Regions from separate parts of the Homo sapiens genome. Here region 1 is linked to region 2. The links are chromatin loops, found by intact Hi-C in ENCODE. Cell type or tissue: endothelial cell of umbilical vein. All regions are shown on one strand. Links, peaks and the distances in the headings refer to the core of each region. The heading gives the core; the rest is flanking DNA.

Region 1 (8,327 bases), core at 110-8,109, 390 kb before region 2:
CTGACCTAGGCTGTGAGCCCTGTCACAGCAAGGTGTATGGCACCTCCTTCTCCTGCCTTCACCGTAGTAAGTCACACAAGGCTGGCTGGCACTCAGAAGACACATGGTACAGATGGAGTCTGGCCCGTTGATTGATTGGTTGATAGAAACCTTGTTTATTCTCCAAAGGCTAACCAGCAGGAGAGCACAGCCCTAGGCAGCAGCTGGGCAGGCTGACTGGTCTCCAGGATCCTCCATTCATGTGGATGGAAGGCTCAGGAAGGCTGCATAAGAATCCTCTTTGAGGCTGGGCTGAGGCTTCCATCTCAATGCCCTTTTGTTTGAAGGGATAGCACCCAGGCCTCCTGCGAAGCCTGTGTGTTTGACCAGCCTTTGCAGATGGACAGTGTACTGGGGCAGGATGTAAAGCACAAACAATTGAGGGAGGCCCCCGGAATTCCCAAGGGCTCAAGAGTCCAGCAGGGGTGGGGAGGGGCAGGATCCTTCCCAGGACACATCAGGGGCTCAGTCACAACCCCTAGATGGGTCACACAGGATCTCAGGCACTTTTGTCTCCAGCCTCATTTCCTTTCCAGTATTCAGGTCCCCACTTTAGCTTCTCTGATGGTCAACATCCAGCCCTCTTTGGGTGCCTCTAGGTATGAGGCACTCTCTGCCTCCTGAAGAATAGGCAGATTCTGACTGAATATACATTCATTCTTTTTTCTTTTGAGGTATAATTCACATACCATAAAATTCAACCTTTAAAAATATACAATTTAGTGGATTTTAGAACATTTATAAGATTGTGCAACCAGCACCACTAATTCCAGAATGTTCTATCACTCTCCCACCCCACCCCGGACCCTCAGAAAACTCTGGTTCCAATAGTAGTTACTCCCCATTCTCCTCTCCCCCTAGATGTTGCAACCACTAATCTGCTTTCTGTTTCTGGATTTGCCTGTTCTGAACATTTCATATAAATGGAATTATACAATATGTGGCCTTTTGTGTCTGGCTTCTTTCACTGAGCTTAATGTTTTCAAGGTTCATCTATGTTGTAGCATATATCAGTACTTTATTCCTTTTTGTGGCTGAATAATATTCCCTGTATGGATGTACTACATTTTATTGGATGTACATCCATACAGGATGTCATTTGTCAGTTGATGGACATTTGTGTTTCCACTTTTTAGCTATTATGAATAATGCTGCTGTGAACATTCGTGTACAGATTTCTATGTGAATGTATGTTTTCATGTCTCTTCAGTGTATACCTAGGAGTGGAATTGCTGGGCCATAGAGTAACTGTACATTTAACATTTTGAGGAACTGCCCAACCATTTTCCAGGGTGGCTTCACCATTTTACATTCCCAAAAGCAACGTGTGAGGGTTCTACCTTTTCCACATCCTCACCAACAATTGTTGTCATCAGTGTTGTCATCACTTACAGCAAACCTAGTGTGTGTGGAGTGGTATCTCATTGTGGTTTTGATTTGCATTTCCCTAATGGCTAATGATGTGAGCATCTTTTTATGTGCTTATTGGCCATTTCTGTATCTTCTTTGGCATTTATTCATTCTTTTTTCTTTTTTTTTTTTTTTTTTTTGAGACGGAGTCTTGCTCTGTCATCCAGGCTGGAATGCAGTGGCGCGATCTTGGCTCAATCCAACCTCTGCCTCCCGGGTTCAAGCGATTCTTCTGCCTCAGCCTCCCAAGTAGCTGGGATTACAGGCACGTGCCACCATGCCTGGCTAATTTTTGTATTTTTGGTAGAGACGGGGTTTCACTATGTTGGCCAGGCTTGTCTCGAACTCCTGACCTCAGGTGATCTGCCTGCCTCAGCCTCCCAAAGTGCTGAGATTACAGGTGTGAGCCACCGCACCCAGCCATTCTTTGGCATTTATTCATTCTTAAGGCCTGTTATGAGCAATTTCTTATTAGGCATTGAGGGGGAGAAAAATGTATCATGATGACCTTTGTCTTTCAAGGAACTTGCGGTCTGGTAAGAGAATTGTAGTTAGTACAGGTGAAAAGTTAGGGCTTCACAGGCAAGGTGGCCTTTAGTTTGGGTCTGGAGATAGGTCGTATTTGTATACAAGGAGCTTTGCAGAAAGACTTTCTGGGCAGTTGGAGTAATGTAAGTAAAGACAATTTGTAATTAGTAGTAGAAAACAGTTTTATCTTCTGATGAGCTCTGAAGCAATAGTGTGAAAGCACCTGGCATAGCACTTGGCACATGATGGGCTGTCATTATGTGTTAGCTCCCTTTGCAACTCCCCTCACTTGGTCCCAGCTCTGTCTTCTAGGACTACATGGCTTCCTTTTCCTGTTCCAGATTTTTAACTCTTAGGAGACAGAGCTCCAAGCTATATGAGCCTTGGTTCCCTAAACTGTGGTTTCAAGTCTCCTCCTCATCCTAGTCATTTTAAAATGAAACAGCTAGAAAGTTTTGGTGCCCTCTCTGAATTCCAGTGTGGCATGACCATTATTGTGAGGAGCAGGGCAACCATCCCCTTTGTTAAAGATTTTATACTTCTATTAATATGGCCCGACCTTGCATTGGCTTTCTTGGCAGCTGCGTTACACTCCTAGGTTCTGTTAAGCTTGTAATCGGCCCAGCCTTCTGAGATCCATGACTTCTTCTGTCCTGTAACCCTTTGATTGGATTTGTTTGCAGAGCTTGTTTTAACCTAAAGGTAAGGACACTTTAAGGCTTTGTATTTGCTTGTGAATTTGTAATATTTGAAATGTGAATATGTACTATGTGAAAGTAGTGGTGGTGGTATGGAGACTACCAGAAAGAAGAAAGGATAGGCTTGGAATGTTCTCAGCATGCGACTAGAAGGAACTAGAACTTCCAAGAGAGAAGGTTCTAGGAAGCTTCAGGACTAAACAGAAAGTATCTTCACCCCTCAAGTAAACTCCTTTCCACTTGAGGCTTTTCCTTATTTTCTGTCAGCTGATTGGTCCCATCAGACAACTATGGTGTGCTGACGCATGCTAAATCTGGGAAAGAAGGGAAGAATTGGGCATATGAGCCCTGGAAGGCAGTGTGGCTCCATAGAGCTTGGGCTTCATCCCCGGCTGCTACTTATTGGCCTTGTAATCTTTCTTTTTCTTTTTTTTTGAGACGGAGTCTCACTCTGTCGCCAGGCTGGAGTGCAGTGGTGCGATCTTGGCTTACTGCAACCCACGCCTCCCGGGTTCAAGTGATTCTCCTGCCTCAGCCTCCTGAGTAGCTGGGATTACAGGTGCCTGCCACCATGCCTGGCTAATTTTTGTATTTTTAGTAGAGATAGGGTTTCACCATGTTGGTCAGGCTGGTCTTCAACCTCTGACCTTGTGATCCACCCACCTCGGCCTCTCAAAGTACTGGGATTACAGGCGTGAACCACCGTTCCCAGCCTGGCCTTGTAATCTTAATCAGTCATTTACCCTCTGTAAGACTTGGGCTTCTTTCAGAGGATCAAATGAGATCATAAATGTCAAGTATCTGTTGCGTAGTAGGCAGCTCAAGAAATGTGAGCTCTTTTGAACTCCATCATTCAAGAGCTTTGCAAGGCGGTGAGTTGTGCTCCCTGAGCCTGTGTAAACATCTCTGAGCACCTGTGATACTTAGTGCACTTATTTGTGCGCTTGTTTCATTTTCCCTCCTCCAGCTCAGAATAAGAGCTCCTTGTAGGCAAGATTCATGTCTGATTGACTTCGGTGTCTGTCAATGCCCAACACAGAGGCTAGCTTGGAGATGTTACTTCAGTTTTGTTGAGTGAGTGAAGGCCACACCTTTGCCCGAGGAGGCCAGGTTTTATGGTTGGCTTTTCATTGTCTCTTCTTTACTGGAAATTTTGTGAGATTCCTGAACTTCACAGAAGGTGGCTCAAGTACCAACACTGTTTCACTGTTTGAGAAATTTGAACCACTTTTGTGTCTCACTGCTGTAGTGTGACAGGTTTCCTGGCAGCCAGCCAGGAGGCCTGCTGTGGGGCCAGTAGGTGGCGCCTATGACCCTTTCCCACACCTCAGGTCCTGCACAGGCCTTTCCTTCTCACCACCACAGCTGCTGACTCTCTGGGAAATGCATATATTAATAGCTCTGGGCAGGGGTACCCAGATGAAGGTGCTTTGGGCCACTCCCTCCTGTTTATGGCCTTGTATTGTTGGACTTCCGTGTTTTATTCAGTCTCAGCCTTGGCACACACTGCCTGGGGAAGCAAAGATGTTTGCTATAGAGGATCCCAGAAGGTCACTCTGGGAATCTGTGCTTCTGGCCCATCCTTTCTGGCACACTCTGCCTCTAGGAAGTCATCCCTGTGGCTCTCTTGCTCTGACCTGTACTCTCATGGCACCTTCCTCTAGGGTCCTTGCTTGTATTTTAGCTGTTTGCCCAGTGTGTAGCTGTCCAGTGAATGCTTTGAAGGCAAGGATACCACAGAATTCATCACAGTACCCTGAGTGCCCTGCTCAGAGTCCTGTAATAACCAGTCCTCAGGAAGAGTTTATGGAACGAATGGATGCATAATAAGTAGTACCTCAAAAATTGTTATCCACATTGAAGGGTATTCTACAAACAAACTAGCCTTACTCTGCAAAAAATGTCAATATCATGAAAATCAAAGAAAGGTTGAAGAACTATCCTAGATGAAATTGAAACATATGCAGTGTTTGGTCCTGATATTGATCCTGGCTTTCATCTGGATCACAGGGGGAGATTGCTATAATGAATATTGGGATAATTGAAGAAATTTGAATGTGGGCTGTATATCAGATAAAAATAGTATATCAATGTTAAATGTTCTGAATTTTATCATCATTAGTTAGTGGTTCTGTAAGAGAATGCTCTGGTACTAGGTACGAGATGCATGTACCAATGTATCTGGTATATGCTCGATGAAGTATTTGGAGGTAAAGGGGCATAGTATCTGAAATTAGTTCTCACATGGTCCAGCAAAAAAAAATAGAAAAGGAATAGAAAAGCAAATGAAACAAAATGTAAACAGGATATGAGTGAAGGCTATTTATTTATTTGTTTTTTTGTCTTTGTTTTTTTTTTTCGAGACGGATTTTCGCTTTGGTTGCCCAGGCTGGAGTGCAATAGCACGATCTCGGCTCACTGCAGCCTCCGCCTCCAGGGTTCAAGCGATTCTCCTGCCTCAGCCTCCCGAGTAGCTGGGATTACAGGCATGTGCCACCATGCCCGGCTAATTTTGTATTTTTTAGTAGAGACGGGGTTTCTCCATGTTGGTCAGGCTGGTCTCGAACTCCCGACCTCAGGTGACTCGCCTGCCTTGGCCTCCCAAAGTGCTGGGATTACAGGCCTGAGCCACCGCACCTGGCATGAAGGCTGTTTGAAGGGGTGTGTGTGTGTGTGTGTGATTTTTGTAACTGTTCTATAAGTTTGAAATTATTTCAAAATAAAAAGTTAAAAAATAATCTGAGCACTTTAATGTGGGCCAAGTTTCTGTAAGAGAGATGGGACAAAGAATGATCACCCAGTGTTGCACTTTATTCAGTTGATCCAGCAAGTATTCACTGAGGTTGTGATTCAGCTCCTCCACTGTGTGCCTCAACAAACAGAACAAGTGTAATAATAGCAACTAAGATTTGGAAAATGTAAGTGCCCTCACAAACATTATTTCCTTTGGTCATCTCAGCACCCATGTTAGGTAGGGCTGACAGGCTGATAGGGTAAGATGACTGAGGTTCAGAGAGGGTAGTGTGATCTGCCCACAGTCACACAGCCTGGAAGAGACAGACAGAGGCAGGCTCATATATAGATCAGTCTTTTCCAAAGGGGACGCTTTCTGAGCCTCCCTATCTGTGTGTGTAAAAGGAAGATTTGGACTGATTAATCTCTGCAGATCATTCTTTAAGTTCAGAAATTTTAAAGTTTTCTGTGATAGGAAATAGCCAGCTATGAAACATGCAGACACATTCCACAGTACACTTGGCATTTGTGGTAGGTACTGCATACCTGCCAGCCTCTCCCCTCCCTCACTGCTCTCACTCCCTTGGAGTTCTCCAGGCATGACAGAATGCTCAGTGGGCCATCTCACTGGGAGTGAGAGCATCTGGAGAGCTTCCTCACGGAAGGGTCCCCAGCTAGGCCTTGGAGAAGGGTGCTCAGTTCAAGTAGCAAATGCAGAAGTTGCTGGAGAGGCCTTGTCTATGGAGTTGAAGCACCAAGACCCTGCCTGAAGTCTGCTGTCCCAGGCTGGGGGGTCTATGAGCAGCCTTTGCTCCCTTGCCCTGCCCCTCCCAGCCCTGGCTGGCAGGCTAGATAAGGCACAGATGGAGGCTGCCTGGGGATTCTGGCCCCAGGCACCTTGCCTCTGCTCAGACAGCAGGGCCTGGTGCTGTTATTACTGTAAACAGGGCCTTCTGTGAGGCTCCAGCCAGGGCCCTGTTGCCCAGATAGCAATCATGATTGGGTCTGCATGGCTCAGTGCTTCCAGGCCTCTGATGCAGGTGGGATAGGGCTCCCTACCCTTCAGCCCCTCCCCAGCTGCAGCTGAGGGCTGGTTCATGTGAAGGATCCGGAAATCAGTTGGAACAATGCGTCATTGAAGTTCAGTGGCCGCTTTGTATTGATTGGTCCTAAAGAAAGAGGAAGAAAAATCAAGTGGTACCTCCCTCCCCTGAGTGGAAGAGCTAGTTAGCCAGAATAACTCAAAGCTGCCCCTGTGTCCCTTTCTGGGACTCTTTCCCTCCCTCCCACAAACAGAGCCTGGGGAGTTGTCTTTTCGTTGGAAGTCTTGCTGAGTGCAGCGTCTGCTAGGAATCTACTCAATTTTCATTTTGATGCTACACATATTTAGAATTATAACATTATAGAGCTGGTAGGGACTTCAGAAATAATTTCATTCATTTCCTTCTTTTACTGCAGATAAAAGTAAGGACCACAAAGACATTTATTGTGGTCACATAGCTAGTAAGTGATAGAGCCATGACTGGAATTTGTGACCTGTAGCCCCTAGGCCTGTATCCACAAATGTCCTCAGCCCTGAGACTGAGAAGCTGCACTCACACCCTCCTACATATACATAGAAGCCTAAGTTCTTCGAAAAAGACAAGCTTACAGTTATAAAACAGGTAACTTCCAGCACCAGACAGAAGTATTGGTGAGAAGTTAATGTAGGTAAGTGCTGTAGACATTCATTCATTCAGACCCCGAGCTTTGTGGTGTGCCAACTGCCATGGCAGGCACCTGGAGCAAAGAGATGAAGGCAAGTCCTTGTTTCTAGAAGGACATGCTTGCCTACTGGGGAAGTTAGACCTGTGGACTGTATGATAACTACATTGATACAGGTTAGCACAGGGGATTGTGGTGGCAACAAGGTCATCTTAGGGAAGGCTTCTTAAAGTATAGGACTTTTTTTTTTCCTAAGAAAGTTTTATTTTAAAAAAGAGTAATAGTATGGTCATTGTTATAAAAACAGCACAACTTCAAACAATACAGAGGTACTCACAGCAGAAAGAGAAAGCTTGACTGCTTCATTGCCCCTTCCCCAATCAGTGGTAATAGCTGTTACCTCTTTGGTCTTTAGCCTGCTGGACTCTCCAGGATCACTGATGGATGGGAGCAGGATATGTTTTTCCCGACTGATTTGTCCTTCTGTGGTAATCTTCAGCTCTTGGGCTAGGGAACCTTCCCTTTCCTGCTGCTGCCCTTGCCTGGGAATTTTAGACAGTTCATTTATCTATCCTCCAGTAATTTGGAGCACTTACTGTGTTCCAAGTTCTGTGTATACCTTTTCCTGTATCATCCTAGTTACTCTGTCACTTCTTTAAAATCGAGTGAACACAAATTGGAAAGTGATAAGAATAGTATAAGCTCTTCTTATGCTATTTTGTACAGTGCTTTATTGCATCCCAAGTATTTTTACATATTTTTTCTCACTGTCTCTTCATAGCACCCCTATGTGACATATATAGTAGGGTTGGTGAGGTGTTCTCCATTTTTTTTTAACAGATGCAGAAACAGGCTTAGAGAGCAGGAGCTATCATGTAAATGAAGGAAGCAGTTGAGATTCAGAGAGGCTAAGTCATTCATTCATCCACCACTCCTCACTTAGTAAGTAACAGAGCCTGGATTTGTTTGTTTTGTTTTTTTTGAGATGGAGTTCTGCTCTTGTTGCCTAGGCTGGGGTACAGTGGCACGATCTTGGCTTACTGCAGCCTCTGCTTCCTGGGCTCAAGTGATTCTCCTGCTTCAGCCTCCTGAGTAGCTTGGATTACAGGTACTGGCCACCATGCCAGGCTAATTTTTTATATTTTTAATAGAGATGGGGTTTTACCATGTTGGCCAGGCTGGTCTCAAACTCCTGACCTCAGGTGATCCACCCGC
Region 2 (8,327 bases), core at 157-8,156:
CCCAGTATCCTACCTTTCTGGGACCAAGCATAGGTCAGTTGTCATCTTTTTTTTTTTTTTTTTTTTTTTTTTTTAAGAAAAAGCACATTAGATTGTTTGCCCCAGGCCAAGGATAGACTGAAGTGTTGAAGGTGTTTATGTGCCATACGTGGCAGTTAGGAACTGGTATCAGGGACTCATATCTCTGAAGCAAGCACTTTAGCTACCTGTTCATAGGTAACAGCTCATTGATAGGGAAAGAAGGTAGAATTAAGCTTATCAAAGGCTAGAACTGTGTCTGATTCATCTTGGGGTCCTCCCTACCTAGCTTAGGATGCTACATTGTTTAGGTTTTAGTGAATGTTTGTTGAGTGAAGAGATGAGTTGGTGTTCTCTATCAGCAAGGTCTAGCGGGGCCAAGTGGCCCAGGACAGATGGGTCTGCTGCTAAAGTGGTTTTTATTTGAAGTGTGTGTTGATCGTGGGTTATCTTACAGGATTTTTTAATATTCCATATGGCTCTAACCAGGACCTGCCTTAGTACCTCTGAAAGAAGTCACTATTCTTATTTTGGTCCAGACAGTACCATTTTCTCTCCCAGTTACCCAGGCAGGACATTTCAACATCATCTTGACTTCTCTGTCTCCTTGGCGCTGATCTCTAATTGGTCATCATCCTCTCTGCTCACATCCAGCGTCCCTCCCTCTGCCTCATTCTGGATACTAGGCCCTCATGGCCTAGTTCTTCTCTAATCTGCCCTTATTGCAGTTCATTCCTATGCACGAGTTCTCAAGAATCTTTCTCAAATCTTGTTTTCTTTGTGACACTTCAGTGACTCTTCATCAAACCTCAGTGAATATTCATTTCTAATAGGTAGAAATCTAAAATCTTCAGCCTGGTGTTTAAGATCTTTCATCAGGGGGTCATTTCCTCTCACCAGTTTTGTTTCCTGCTTTTTTCTCTCCCCACTCGACACCACCTCATTTTTTTTTAATCTTATAGAAATCCTTAAATCCTGGATTTTGTTAATTGCATTATTATGGTACGGCTTAACTTGTTCCACTATTCCCCTTGTTGCCTATATACTGATAATTAGATCTAAGCTTGATTCACTTTTTTTTTTTGTCAAGGATACTTCATAGTTGGGGTTGTGTACCACCTGTAAGTCAGCATTTTGCAACTTCTGTTGAAAATCATTATTTTGCAAACCCTAAGGAAGTGATAGATCCAGGCACCTGACATTAATGGGTGGTAAAACCATTAGTCTGGCAATACCTAACTCTCTGTTTAATTTTAACCTCACTAAAAGTGAAGCAGCCAGGTATAATATGCCTTGTATTGTAACACACAATATGGGGCAGCATGCTTTTTTGACTTCAAAATAGATCAAGGAACTTTTGCTTTTGAAGAGAGAAATTTCCTTGGCCTGGTGACAAGAGCAGTAGATGTGCCCAAGAGTAAGGATGTGTGTTGTCCTTGGGTTAGCCACTGTAGGTTTATAACCTGCTAGGAAATTTTCATAGGAAGGGCCAAAAATTCAAGATGCTCATTTGCAAGTTGTCTTCTAGGGTGTTGCCTGAACCTAGGCTGCAGTAGAAGTGGGGCTTGGAGGTAGGCGATATTGAAATCCCAGGTTAATGCTAATCTCCATCTCAGATCCAGGACAATGCAGACCAGCTTCCTTTTGGGAAATGGAGGTTCTTAGTTAATATGTTCTGGCTCTTACATTTCTGATACCGCTACTGGTGCCAACCTAAATCAGCAGCCTAGTTCTCAGCAGAAGGCAGCAGAGGATGGCAAGGTTGGAGGGTAGATAGAAGCTGTGGGAGTTGGGTGGCTCCTGTCTGCACACTGGACAAGGGGCACCCTGAGAAAAATAATTCTTTAAAAAATTAAAAAAAAAATAAGCTGTGGGAGTTGAGGGTTTAACTGCTTGGCCACTTGGCCTTCTCTCTGGGAAAATTAACTGGGATCAACCCCTCTGACAAGTTTCCCTTTTGGTTCTTCTGTGCGTGAATAGTCTAAAGCAAAAAAGGCTGTCCCGTCTGTTTGATAGCTGTGAAGCTTGAATAACAGAGTATAGTGGAGGCATTTTGCCAGAAAACTTAGAGGTCTGACATTTTTGTCTTGCTGACTTTTATTTCTGCTCTTCTCAGTAAAAAGCATCCCTCAGTTGTCAGTCAGCCCATATGTATTGAGCACCTACTTTATTCCTGGCTTTCAGCTAGTGCAGTTGGAGTGGGCAGTTGTAAATGGTGCAGTTGCATTCATGAGTGCTGCAGGAAGACCTGGAGGACAGCCGAGGCATGACTGGCAGGAGTTGTGGATGGCTTCCTGACAGAGATGAGACTTCAACACAGTCTTAAAGGATGGGCTGGATTTCTCTAGGACTACTGTTGTCCAAAGTATGCTCCATGCAGCTTTACTTACACCAGGCTTTGTAGGGGGTGGGGGAAAAGGGTTTTGTGGTCAAATAGGTTTAGGAAATAATGCATGTTGTATCTTCTTCTATAAAAAATGTTCAGTTTAACCCAGCATTTTTTAAACATTTCACCTGAGAACCTCTTTTTATTTTAGTTAATGGAATACTCTGAGGTAAATATTGCTCTACACTGAGCCAAGGAGTCACAACATTCCAGATTGTGGGTGGGTAGGGAAAATGGCTCATTTGGGAGTCTGTAAGAGATTAGCATCTCCTCAAGACTTTGTAGGAGTCTCTGATCTCAGACCAACTATCCAGACAGAGTGCTTCTGGGAGGGATTCACTTGGAAGAAGCCTGTGTAATCACATGGGGTATGGGGGGAGGTACACTCATAGTCTTGGCTTGGATGATGCTTATGCTTGCAGGATGTCTCTGGCATTGGAAGGTTCTGGGCCTGCCCTGCCCTCCAGAAAGTTGGCTAAGAACTAGGAGTGTAGATTCTGAGAAGCAAGGGGCCCACTAATCAGGATCTCCCACTGTAGCCTAGAGAATTCAGCTTTCTAACTTGAAGTGGTATTTCACCTGCTGCTTCTGAAAATGGAACTGCAGTTAGCTAGGGGATCCAGCGAAGTTCCCCCACTAGGTTGAAGGCTGAGATGGCAAAAGCCTCCCAGAGCAGGATCCCAGGGACTAGTATTCTTTTTTTTTTTTGGAGACAGAATCTCGCTCTGTTGCCCAGGCTGGAGTGCAGTGGCATGATCTCAGCTCACTGTAATCTCTGTCGCTTGGGTTGAAGCAGTTCTCCTGCCTCAGCCTCCTGGGCTGTGTGAGAGCTCCCCCTGCTGTCTCCCTCTCCTCATGGCTCTCTTCACACTGCCCGCTCTTCCAGTTAAGCAAGTACAGACAAGAACCACTAATCAAGAATACTAGTCCTAGCTGGGCGCAGTGGCTCCAGCCTGTAATCCCAGCACTTTGAGAGGCTGAGGTGGGTGGAGGTCAGGAGTTTGAGACCAGCCTGGCCAACATGGCGAAACCCCATCTCTACTAAAAATACAAAAATTAGCCGGGCGTGGTGGTCCATGCCTGTAATCCCAGCTACTTGGGAGGCTGAGGCAGGAGGATTGCTTGAACCCAGGAGTCAGAGGTTATAGTGAGCCGAGATCGTGCCACTGCACTCCAGCCTGGGCAACAGAGCGAGATTCTGTCTCAAACAAACAAACAAACAAACAACACTCTAGTCCCTGGGATCCTCCTCTGGGAGGCTTTTGCCATCTCAGCCTTCAGCCTAGTGGGGGAACTTCACCCTGTCACTTCAGAGCCTTGTTTCCTCCTGTTCTTTCAGTTCTTGGATGTTTTTCCCTCCCCATGGTCTTCTCTCACTCTTAACCTAGGTGTGTTCTCCAGGCTTCCTGACAGTTTAGAGTTGAGCCATTCCAGATGGTGTAATATAGCTTCCCGTTCATCTGTGCTGCCTCCGTCTCCTCTCGGCCCCTTTCCACAGAGCTTTTTTATGTTTGCAAATAGGGTGGCAGAGTGCCATCTTTTCCAGAAGAACCCCATGCCTCAAGTCCCCTCTTCCCACCCACCACACAGTTCCATCTGGATAAATGGTGTCCTGGTATCTGTCACCTGCCTCCAGGATCTGATCTGGATCTCTTCCAGATCCAGCAGAGATCAAGACTGGAAGGAATGGGGAGGTACTATGAAATGCAGCAGCAAGGAGGCAAAGATTGCTGAATACTCTGGTCCTAATACTTGCTCTTTTTCTAGCCATGGCACTGAAGAGGGACAGCAAATCTTGAAGCAGCCGGTGTCAGAGAGACTGGACTTTGTGTGCAGTTTTCTGCAGAGTAAGCACCTTTCTTATCCAGCTATGAAGAAGCTGCTTCCTCAGCTCGTGGGATTGGAGAGTCCAGAGGAACTAGTTCATGGGTGTCTGGAGGAGAAAAATTTCAAGGCTCCCCACTCTTTAACACAAAGATGAAAACAGCTGGTTCAGATCCCCTGGGTCTTGTGATGCCTTCATCAGTTGGTGTAAGAAGAGTGTCCCTTCAGTCCCAGAGCCCTTCTCGGAGATCTAGGTGGAGCCAGAAGGTTACTTTTTGGGACCTGTCACTTTTAACTCTTTGAGCACCTTAAGTTTCTGTTTCCCCGAACTTCAAGGAGACAGAAGAGAGAATGAGTCTCTTTCCCTTGCAAGAAAAACTGTTTTTCCCAGATAACTTTGAATTAATTGCTTAGGCGATAGGTGTAGGGGCAGAGGCACATTAAGGTTGATCTTGACCCCCCTCACTGCTTGTGTGACCTTTCTGGACATAGGTTCCCTATCTATAATATGGAGATAACTGCTCTTCAAGTGGATGGGTGGATTAAATAAGAACACATGCAAAGCTTCTAGTACAGTGCTTTTCAGTTCCCCTCCCCTTGTCCAGCCTTAGACCACAGAGTCCTCGTCTTTGACATGGGGAGCTAGCTGCCATCTCCACCCCTAGAGAATTATAGGAAAGGTGAGGCTTTATTTAGATAAAGTAAGGTGTTAGTAATTTGAGCCCAGACCCTCGGGCAGTATAAGAGTCACGTATCCCTAGTTGTCCTTTTCTGACTCAGCTATAGGTTTACTCTGTGACCTCAGTTGGAACAGGATTCTAAAGTGACCTGGCATCTCTGGGCTCTTCCTCTGTGGTGCTGAGAGTTGGTGAGTGGGTGGGAGAGTGCAACATCATGACCCAGAGTTGCTGTGAATTCCGAGGCTGCTTTCTTCTTCCATTATCCCTGTAGCCCTTGGATTGACCCAGGATAGAACTGACTTCAGATGGAAAATTGTAAGGCAGGGGAAAGAGGCCATAGGAGTAAGGAGGCCTACATCTCATAGCCCCACCAGAGATAGCCATTCTGCTCCCCAGATTTCAGTGTTCTGGGATCTCAGGTATGGTTTCCAGGAAGTTCACCCTGTTTTCTACGTTGTTGTCATTGCAGAAAATCGAAAACATCCCTCTTCCCCAGAATGCCTGGTATCTGCACAGAAGGTGCTAGAGGGATCAGAGCTGGAACTGGCGAAGGTACCTATGGAATACCAGACTGGGGAGGCAGGGCAGGGTTGGGGTGATGGTACCTGAGGGACCCTGCAGGGCCTTCTCTTAACCCAAGGGGAGATGATGGGTGCTTTATTTCTGGGGCTCTAGTACGTTGGAGGTAGAACCAGGCAGCCACCTGTCTTGAGACAGAGGCTAATTTAGCCCAAGGATTCTAGGAGCCCATGATCTTATGACAGAGATTATGAAACAAACAATGGTTTACTAGACCATTACTGTGGGCCTCGGTGGAGACCTGGCAGAAATCAGGTCTCATTCGGCTATCACCATATTTTTATTATAGCTCAGTCTTAAGTCATTCCCTCTGCTCTTTCTGGGTGCTGGCCTATAGAGGGTACCTAAAGCTTCACACCCAGGGTTCCATGAGTCCAGGAATTGAGCCATGCAGGAATCTTGGCGCTCAGCTTTTTGTACAGTGTACACTATCCTTAATTAAAAAAAAAAAAAAAAAGTGTTTCCTGGAGCTGTTAAGGATGGTGGCCTGGGATTGCTGAATTCCAGGACTTTTAGAAGAGTCACCGGAATAGCTCAGAGTCCCCAGAACAGCCCAGAATGGGGGCACTGAGAAGAGAGACAGCCCCACTCAGTGACTGCCTCCTGTTTGGCTTCTAGATGACCATGCTGCTCTTATACCACTCTACCATGAGCTCCAAAAGTCCCAGGGACTGGGAACAGTTTGAATATAAAATTCAGGTAAGCCCTTGTGCCTCCATGCCACCTAGCAGGCCTAGCCCATGCTTCACCTCACCTGACTTGTTTTTCTTTGAACAGCAGATACTGGACTTTTTAAAAATACAGTTATAGCAATTATTGCCATTCATCATAGAAAGTCTGGGAAACGTTGAAAAGCATGCAGGAGGAAATAACAGTTGCCGATAAACTCATTCCCAGAGTTTGCTAACTTTTTAAAGGATGTACTTTCAAGTCCTTTTTTATGTGCATATGTTTAACTGTAATGTGTTTTAGGATAATACGTAGAAATTATTCTCTGTTCCTATATGTGTTTCTGTGTGTGTGTGTTTTTTTTCCCCCACAGAACTTTCACTTCATTTATCTCATCCTTTCCTCTGGTAGGGTCATCTGGAAGAGGCCAACATAGTTATATATAAAAGCTTCCTGGCCGGGCGTGGTGGCTCACGCCTATAGTCCCAGCACTTTGGGAGGCCGAGACAGGAGGATTGCTTGAGGCCAGGAGTTCAAGATCAGCCTGGGTAACATAGCGAGACCCTGTCTCAACAAAAAATATTTTTTTTAAAAAAAATGAGCTGGGTGTGGCAGTGTGTGTCTGTAGTTCTAGCTACTTGGGGAGCTGAGGAGGAGGAGTTGACTCCAGGAGTTGGAGGTTATAGTGAGCTATGATTGTGCCACTGTACTCCAGCCTGGGTGACAGAGCAAGATCTTGTTTCTTAACAACAATAACAATAAAAGCAACTTTCTGATTGTGTTACTTTCCTTAACAGTCACTTCACTTGTGGTCAGGAGTTAAGTCAGTCAGGAACTCTGACTTCGGTACATCTTGAGGGGAGGTGGGAGGGAAGGGGACAAGTGGGGTGAACATATCTCTAGTTGAATGTTGTTGGCTGGGTCATAGGACCTCAGCTCTGAGAGGGAGAATGGGATCCAGCAGGCTCCTAGGGCATGAGGGAGCCGGGGACTGGCACTGCCAGGGTGGAGCTCCTGGCAGCCATCCCTTCAGAGGCCTAACACCTAAGTGATGCTCTTTTTCTCCCTGTGGCCCAGGCTGAGTTGGCTGTCATTCTTAAATTTGTGCTGGACCATGAGGACGGGCTAAACCTTAATGAGGACCTAGAGAACTTCCTACAGAAAGGTAAGTAGGTACACACTCCTGAGAATCCCCTCATCTCTGAAATGGGGAATACTAGGATCCTGAGTTGTCAAGTATGGTGGGGGTTTGTTTCTGTCCCCAACACAAGGCAGAGTTGATGCTCAGGAAAAGTGTGTGTAATGGAGTAGGTCGATTTCTGGGCCATGTTGTATCATCTCAGTTCCTATGGAGCTCCTCCTTGCTGCCTGGCAGCAGTTATGTAGGATATTTACAAGTGATCATACCTACTTTTGTTTTTTATTTTTTAAACAATCATTACTCTAGGCTTAGAAGCTGAGAATACAGTCTTTTTATTTTTATTTTTATTTTTTTTTGAGACAGAGTCTCTCTCTGTCGCCCAGGCTGGAGTGTAGTGGTGCGATCTCAGCTCACTGCAATCTCCACTTCCCGTGTTCAAGCAATTCTCCTGCTTAGCCTCCCGAGTAGCTGGGATTACAGGCGCATGCCACCACACCTGGCTAATTTTTGTATTTTTTGTAGAGACGGGGTTTCACCATGTTGATTAGGCTGGTCTCGAACTCCTGACATCAGGTGATCCACCTGCCTCGGCCTCCCAAAGTGTTAGGAATACAGGCATGAGCCACTGCGCCCGGCCCACAGTCTTTTAAAAAATGTTTTTCCCGTCATGTAGTGCATGTTCTAGGTGGAAAGGCAGATACATAAACCAGGAAATAATGATAAGGAATCTAAGTACGGAATATATCAATGGCCTCGGCTGGTACTACAGTAGAAAGAGTGATCGTTCTGCTGGTCTTCTGATGAAGAGGTCAGCTGGTGGATGATAGGAATGTAAGAAGGAGGTCTAGGCGAGTTCTAGCCGTTGAGTTTGATGTTCCTTGTATTCAGGTTCCTCATGAGACCTTCAGGTGGAGATGTTAGAAATGTGAGTCCAGAATTCAGGAGCAGGCTCTGGACCAGAAGATAGGTTTGCAAGTCAGCATTGGATGGCCACTGAAGCCGTGGGCACTATGGGCAGAGCCAAGAGGCC

What was found. A loop is a pair of places that touch in the nucleus more often than their neighbours do. Peaks named below come from ENCODE experiments on the same cell type or tissue, not always from the same donor. Only the 100,000 strongest peaks of a DNase experiment are listed, where the experiment ranks them.
Region 1: it touches region 2 in a loop (12-fold over the local background); 9 of 110 quality-filtered maps call a loop at or near these places.

The regions. Positions count from the first base shown.
Region 1 is chr11:72,409,998-72,418,324 of GRCh38, reverse strand. The region is part of intron 2 of CLPB (ClpB family mitochondrial disaggregase); the gene reads left to right. Among named protein-coding and RNA genes, the nearest start is that of CLPB, 20 kb to the left of the region's middle. RefSeq lists enhancers at 1-296, 4,050-4,159, 4,210-4,259, 6,211-6,300, 6,351-6,410 and 1 more. In endothelial cell of umbilical vein, for the core only: a CTCF peak has its summit at 3,962 (motif pointing right); a DNase peak (open chromatin) is centred at 3,994.
Region 2 is chr11:72,020,198-72,028,524 of GRCh38, reverse strand. It overlaps NUMA1 (nuclear mitotic apparatus protein 1), which reads left to right. Exons shown (of 27, transcript NM_006185.4): 5 at 4,172-4,251; 6 at 5,378-5,460; 7 at 6,106-6,186; 8 at 7,234-7,321. It overlaps NUMA1-AS1 (NUMA1 antisense RNA 1), which reads right to left. Exons shown (of 4, transcript NR_104178.2): 4 at 7,606-8,199. Among named protein-coding and RNA genes, the nearest start is that of NUMA1-AS1, 10 kb to the right of the region's middle. RefSeq lists an enhancer at 3,108-3,402. In endothelial cell of umbilical vein, for the core only: a CTCF peak has its summit at 3,236 (motif pointing left); a DNase peak (open chromatin) is centred at 3,264; H3K27ac peaks cover 629 bases.